Regions from separate parts of the Homo sapiens genome. Here regions 1 and 3 are each linked to region 2. The links are chromatin loops, found by intact Hi-C in ENCODE. Cell type or tissue: MCF 10A. All regions are shown on one strand.

Evidence for each region. Peaks named below come from ENCODE experiments on the same cell type or tissue, not always from the same donor. Only the 100,000 strongest peaks of a DNase experiment are listed, where the experiment ranks them.
Region 1: it touches region 2 in a loop (6-fold over the local background); 22 of 110 quality-filtered maps call a loop at or near these places.
Region 3: it touches region 2 in a loop (19-fold over the local background); 18 of 110 quality-filtered maps call a loop at or near these places.

What each region holds. Positions count from the first base shown.
Region 1 is chr12:14,513,025-14,515,524 of GRCh38, forward strand. The region is part of intron 6 of PLBD1 (phospholipase B domain containing 1); the gene reads right to left. Among named protein-coding and RNA genes, the nearest start is that of PLBD1-AS2, 16 kb to the right of the region's middle. In MCF 10A, CTCF peaks have their summits at 1,403 (motif pointing right) and 1,614; a DNase peak (open chromatin) is centred at 1,387.
Region 2 is chr12:14,663,591-14,666,090 of GRCh38, forward strand. The region is part of intron 10 of GUCY2C (guanylate cyclase 2C); the gene reads right to left. It overlaps GUCY2C-AS1 (GUCY2C antisense RNA 1), which reads left to right and starts at 2,046. Exons shown (of 6, transcript NR_186173.1): 1 at 2,046-2,107; 2 at 2,269-2,423. In MCF 10A, a CTCF peak has its summit at 1,042 (motif pointing left); no DNase peak of the experiment used is centred here.
Region 3 is chr12:14,184,772-14,187,271 of GRCh38, forward strand. No RefSeq gene overlaps it. Among named protein-coding and RNA genes, the nearest start is that of ATF7IP, 180 kb to the right of the region's middle. RefSeq lists an enhancer at 1,156-1,275. In MCF 10A, CTCF peaks have their summits at 1,329 (motif pointing right) and 1,529; a DNase peak (open chromatin) is centred at 1,320.

The DNA of each region.
Region 1 (2,500 bases), 150 kb before region 2:
ATGGTCTCAAATTTCTACCATGATTTTTTACCACTTTTATCATTTTTGCCATATCTGAGTACTATCTGAACTATCATTTAGTTAATATTTTTGTTATTTTTTAACTGACAAGTAAAAATTATATATATTTATGTTATACAAAAGAAAGGATATTTTGATATCTGACAAGGAAACATTGTATATATTTTGGCATACAAAATGATATTCTGATATATGTATACATTGTCAATGGCTAAATCAAGCTATTAACATATGCACTACTTAATATCTTTCTTCAAATTAACTCACTTTTCAAACTTAACTTACCCTTGTCATATATCATAATGTCTCAGAAACTATGGACTTAATGTTTTTGTTTTTTCCCAAAGAAATACATTAAAACAAATACATTTCTACTAATGTGCAAAAAATGTTTGTCCACATACTGCCTCAAATCACCCCACCAGCCCTATGCATGCTATTACACATCTATTCTAGCCTAGTATGGAATAAGTAAGGTGGGGTCAAAGAAACGGGTCACCTGAAACCGGAGGTAAGAGCATGGACTGGGAGTCAGAAGACCTGCATTTTAGTTTCCTGCTTGCCTCTAATGAATTTGACAGTTCTTATTTTGCCTCTCTCTTCCTTATTTCCTTCTTCTGATAACCTGGGACTAATGTCATTCAGCTATTCAGCTCTAACAATCTGATTTTAATTTCTTGAAATTTCTTGAGTAGGAAAGTTACACGATGAGAGGACTGTCCAACTAACTCTTAGTTTTTTTTTTTTTTTTTGAGACGGAGTCTCGCTCTGTCGCCCAGGCTGGAGTGCAGTGGCGTGATCTTGGCACACTGCAAATTCCACCTCCTGGGTTCACGCCATTCTCCTGCCTCAGCCTCCCAAGTAGCTGGGACTACAGGCGCCCGCCACCACGCCCTGCTAATTTTTTGCATTTTTAGTAGAGACGGGGTTTCGCCATGTTAGCCAGGATGGTCTCGATCTCCTGACCTCATGATCTGCCCGCCTCGGCCTCCCAAAGTGCTGGGATTACAGGCGTGAGCCACCGTGCCCGGCCCCAACTAACTCTTAATGAGCCTCTACACGGCTGCCATTAAGCTATAGAGAGCTTTGTGTAAATTAGAGAAAGTTGCACATTCCAAGTGGTACAAGGTTTAACAGTACTCTTGAATGAAATTTTAATGGGTCACCTCTCTAGAAAGACATGACCTGGGCAAGGATATATGGCTTGACAGAGTGTAAAATGGATTGCATTCGTGTCTTGGGCTGGGATCATTTTTCAAACTGTACAACCATACTTGGCAGCCTTGAGAAAGCTCCCTGGTAGATAATCCCTGTAGGGTAGAATGCTGTATTTCCGGAATGACAAGTTTGCTAATTCAATACTTGCTGTAGCAGTCTCCCTGGACACAAGAGGGCAGGCGTTCTTTAATATGTGTAGGTGATTGAATATTACAAGTACTAATGTTTAAGGAGTAGTCTTTCATTTAAAGGCAAGATTCTTTATGAAAGAGACAGGATGATGGAAATATATAGGCTATCCAGAGTTCTAGAGCAAGGAGAGTGAACTGGCCTGCAAAAACTATAGTTGAGGAGGCTAATTCTATAGTTTAGAGTTTAAGATAATAAAGAAAAGGCCCAGAGATGGGACAAAGTTCTGACACATTGCCTTTGAAAAGAAACACATTTCTTTGACTACATACAATTATAATCTTTTTAAATTTTTTTTTTTTTTGAGACAGGGTCTCCCTGTGTTGCCCAGGCTGGTGTCGAGCTTTAGAGTTCAAGGGATCCTCCAGCCTTGGCCTCCCAAAGTGCTGGGATTACAGGTATGAGCCACCACACCCTAACTAAAATTATAATCTTGCTCTCATCTGTCATTAGCAGCTTTGGAAGGCAGATTGAGATCAGGAGAAAATGAAACACTCCAGTGTTTTATGAATGCCAGCCTAAGAATAACATTTCATGATAAGCTTCTCACTGAATTTAATTAAGAAATAAAAAGAAACACTTCCGGTTAATAAATCCTATTTCAAGACTTAAAAAAAACACCAAACTGCAGAAATAAACAGTAACCACTATGTAGTCATGCAAATGGCAACAACAGTTACTCAACACACACCATGGAACAAACACATTAGAAACAATTATGAAGATTGACTCATGGGGAGTTGCATGTTGAGACAGGGTGGAGTTGAGGGAAATCATCTTATGACCAGTTAATCAAGAAAAGTATGAAAACTAAGGTGGGATTTCTGGAAAGGTAGAAGGGAGGACACATCCTGATTTAGGTGGGGAAGATGATCAAGACAGGTCTGATCTGGCAGAAGACATCAGTGTTCTGGGATGGTACCAATGAGGAGACAAAGAATCAAAGAAAGGTACTTAAAAAAAAAACAGAAATTAAGTGCTGCAAAATCCATTTATAATTCTTTAGAATACGTGCCCGTATTCTGCTATTGCTTTTTTTTTCTTGGTTCTACCTTTTAAAAGCAAAGGACAT
Region 2 (2,500 bases):
ATTTTTCTGTGCTAAAATATAATTGATGTAGGTGCCCCGAAAATGAGGTTTTAGGACTTCTTTATGAAAGCAGAATCCTAAACCTTCACACTGTATTCTCTATCATGACACCATAATCTAAACTCCTGGGGGCACAGTCCATGTCCTACTTATTCATTCCTGTTCATCCTTACACCTTTGGCACCCAGCACAAGACCTGGTAAAGTATCAATAAAAATGGCTAATAAAAAATAATAGAAGAAAAACCTGGCCCTGGTCATCTTATTGCCTGAGAAGAGGCAAGGAGAAGGTGCTTGGACATTAAAATACATAAATAAATTCATATAGAAAGACTCCTGTGCCATTAGGGGTCTCATGTCATATGTATTTTAAAACTGTTTTTGTTTAATCATATTATGTCCTTCTGAAGTAGATGGTTTAGCTTGGGGTAAACACTACAGCTCCTTTGTATAAGGGCTGAATTTGAAGGGTTTATGCTTTGCAGACATGTGACTTTGCCTCTATTACCTTGTTTTGTGTTCATGGGAAATTTTCAATGGTGAAAATGTGAACTTTGGATTTCTACTCTCATCGGGGCAGAAATAAATTCATACTTTGGAGTTGAACTTGCATTATGGGCACATTTAACTGGTGAATTCTGTTTGTTACTACAATCACCACTTCCATCACTATCACCACTATTGCCACTCCCACCATTCTCACGCCCTAAACCCCAGAAAACGAAAGTGAGTACAAGAAATACATTTTCAACAGTGTAGATAATCCCACTCACTGGTCTATCAAAATTGCACATCCCCTAGACTAGAGTATAAACTGGAGGGAATATGGGGACTCCTCAGCCCACCTCAATTCTCTGCCTCCTACAGTATGAACATCTCACTGTATTAGATATAATTATAATATTTATATATAGTATTTAAATATACTATTTAAATGTAGTCATTTTTAATTAAACATGCTTTTCAGTTTTGCCTTTTAGATAAACGCAGTATCAAGTTCTAAATTCCAAGGTTAAGCTTCTGCTGCCTTCTGGTGGCTGCTGTAGTTATCACATTCTATTTAACTCATCTCACAATGAATGAGAGTTTATAACCTCAAGGTCATATGATATTACGGTTGGAAGGAACCTGATAAACTTCTTGATTTAACAGGGGAAGAAACTCACACTTAGAAAAGAGAAATAAATTGACTGAAATTAACAGAGTATAGATGAGTGCTGGAGTCCAGAGTAGAAATATATTCAGTTATCTCATGTTGTCATTCATTCATTCATTCATTCATTCATTTATTCATTCCAAGGCACTGTGTTGGGGCAAGGAAATATGAATAAGAATAAGCCCTGAGGGGGCGCGGTGTCTCACACCTGTAATCCCAGCACTTTGGGAAGCCAAGGCGGGTGGATCACGAGGTCAGGAGTTCGAGACCAGCCTGGCCAACATGGTGAAACCCCGTCTCCACTAAAAACATAAAAATTAGCCGGCCGCGGTGGCAGGTGCCTGTAATCAGTTCCAGCTACTTGGAAGGCTGAGGCAGGAGAATCTCTTGAACCTGGGAGGCGGAAGTTGCAGTGAGCCGAGATTGGGCCACTGCACTCCAGGCCGGGCAACACTGCGAGGCTCCGTCTCAGGAAAAAAAAAAAAAAAAAAAGCTAAGGAAAGTTGAGATTCCGGTTAAATCTTGAGGATGAGTAGATGTTTCCCACCTCTATGGAGAAGTGATAAATTCTATTCCGAGGGAGTAGCATAAATAAGGACACAGCGGCATAAATTTGCATGACGCTTTAAGGAAGTAGGGAGGAAGCTGAGAGCATGGGGAAGGGATAGGTGAGTAAAAGATAAGTAGGGAGATTACGGGCACTTTGTGCTGTATTAAGTAACTTGGACTGTATTCTGTAGGTAAAGCAGAGTTGCCAATTGACATGTTAGCAACAGTGCAGTGACATGATTGGACTTGTGCTTTCTTTCTGATAGCAGGATGGGTTGGATGGAAGTGGGCAGGACTAATGCAGGAAGTCAGTTTGACGTCATTTTTGTGATACAGGAAGCAGATGCTGAGGACTTGGATGAGGACGGGCACCAAATCTGCATTGTCCATTGCTATTTCCCAGGTGCTCAGAACATTGTCTGGCATTAAATAAATATCTTTGTTAAATAAATGAAAGAACAGGGATGGTGTAATCTCTTGGTGAAATGTTTTGTTACTTAGTAGCTGTGTACACACAGATGCAAGTTCCAGTCATGCATATCGTATTTCTATACTATTTCAAAGGTTGAGTTGCTGAAGCGGCTTCATTGTCTGGGGACATACCCAAGGTTCGTCATCGCGTGACGAGAAGATTAAGGACACAGACGCAAACACGGAGCGGGTCAAGTAGCGGAAAGTTTAATAGGCAGGAAAGAAGAGAACAGCTCACCGGTAGAGAGGTAGGAGGGCTCTGAAGGGAAAAAACCATGCTTGTGGTGGGAAGCAGTAGGTTATATAGGGAGGCTTCAGGAGGCGG
Region 3 (2,500 bases), 480 kb before region 2:
TGCTTGAACCCAGGAGGCAGAGGTTGCCATGAGCTGAGATTGTGCCACTGCACTCCAGCCTGGGCGAAAGAGTGAGACTCTCTCAAAAAAAAGATAAAAAGAAAAAGAAGTACATGCAGACACTTTGGAAAGAAAGAAGTAAACCTGTCTTCATTTGCAGACAACATGAGTATCTCTATGGAAATTACTATGGAATCTTTTAAAGCTAATAGAAATAAAAGTGAGCTTTACAGGCTCTCAGAATAGTAGGCCAGTATACATAAATTAATCGTGTGCTGGACAAAATGAAACTATGGTGCAAAAGCACTATTTTTAAAAAAAGAAAAAAAAAAGCATTATAAGTTCTAGAAACTGGAAAAATAGGGGAAAATCTTAAGAATTGAGAGGAGGGAAGAAAATATAAGTAATAAGATAAGGCTTAAGGAAGGAGAAAGACGGAGATCTTTGATCAATGAAACAACAGAGGATCTGTTAATTTAATCTGGAGACGGACCTGATTGAGATCATACTAAAAAGTAAAATAGAAGCCATCAAGTCTGATTTGGAATAAACTCTCAGGAGATTCTTGCAATCAATTAGGCAAAAAAGATGCCAGCTTGGTCTCCAGCAAAGGAGAAGGAGAAAAGCAAACCATAATCAAGAGAGAGTTGGAAGATTAAATCAATTGGCTATTGACAAATGTGGAAGGGAAGAGAGAAGGGGGAGACCAGGGCTGCTCCCAGATATGGGGCTGCAGCAGGGAATGACAATGCCCTGCAGAGGAGCAGCTGTGCTGGCTTCAGTCTCTGACTCACAAAATACCCCAGGGAAAGAGCAGGTGTCATCTTTAGCTTCAACCATAAAGTGGCATGCGGTGCAGAGAGTGGCAGCCTGCCTGGGCCACTTTACCCTAAAATGTGGCACCCACTGGGTCCTCCACTTCAGCCACTGCCCCGGGCACTGGCATAATGGTCATTTACAACAATCATTTCCCTTGCTCGCTTGCCTGGACACCTCCTGGGCCACAAAAGTGTGCCTCAAATTAGGCAACTGACATAATAGAGACAGTAGGACCTCTGTCTGAGTCGTGACCATTTTCTCTTCCCCTATCTTCTCTCAGGTTCGCTCTCTGAATTCTCCTGGGGGAGCTCCATCACCTATCATCTTTTCTTTTTATGAAACTTGAACATCTTAAGCTGAAATTAGCGACCCTTCCTGAATAGCAAAATGCAATCACCTTTACAGGACTCCAGATGTTTCAAATACAAAAAGCCATGGGCAGGAGTAACGTTGCAATTCCATGCATGCCTCAAAAGGGATTCGCAGCCTAAGCATCCACAAGAGGGAGCTCTCTAGTACCTTTTCACTTTCTCAATAAAGATTTACAATCACCTGCTGTGCACCAGGCTCTATGCTAGGAATTGGAGATACAATAATAAATAAAAATAAAAGGGCCAGCTGCAGTGGCTCATGCCTGTAATCCCAGTACTTTGGGATGCTGAGGCGGGAAGATCACTTGAGCCCAGGAGTTCAAGGCTGTAGCAAGCTATGATTGTGCCACTGCACTCCAGCCTGGGTGACAGAGCATAACTCTGTCTCTAAAAAAAAATATGTATTTATTTAGAGACGGGGTCTTACTCTGTCACCCAGGCTGGAATGCAGTGGCACAATCACAGCTCTTGGCAGCCTCAACTTCCCAGGCTCAGGTGTTCCTTCCACCTCCACCTCAGCCTCCCAAGCAGATGGTGCTACAGGTGCCCACCACCACACCCAGCTAATGTGTGTATTTTTTGTAAAGACAGGGTTTCACCATGTTGCCCAGGCTGGTCTCAAACCCCTGGGCTCAAGTGATCCACCTGCCTTGGCCTCCCAACAAATTAAAATTAAAACTGAAAACATAAACACGGGAGCAGTGGTTCACGCTTGTAATCCCATTTTGGGAAGCCAAGGCAGGAGGAATGATTGAGTCCAGGAATTCGAGACCAGCCTGGGCAACATAGCGAGACCTCATCTCTACAAAAAAATTAAAAATAAATAAATTAGCCAGGTGTCATGGCATGTACCTGTCTTCGTTCTAGCTACTCAGGAGGCTGAGGTAGGAGGCTTGCTTGAGCACAGGTCAAGGCTGCAGTAAGCCATGTTCACACCACTGCACTCCAGCCTGGGCAACACAGTGAGACACTGTCTCAAAAAATATATAAAAAATAAATAAAAGATCCTGGCCTCATGGATCTTACATTTCTATGGGAGACACAATTAGTAAGTAAACAAGCGGCATAAAACATTGTGATAAAGTTATTTAAAAAAAAACCAGAATGATGAGATAGAAACTAACTAGAAGAGGACACTCATCAAGAAGGGCATCTCTGGGGAGGCAGCATTTAGGCTGAGACTTGAAGGGTGAGAATGAGCCTGCCTTGTGCTCAGTACAAGTGATGCAACAGAAATGATTATGCCATATATTTACAGCTCTACACGTTATTAGGGTGTGGTGTGGGATCCGTGGCAGAAGTGGTGCTGT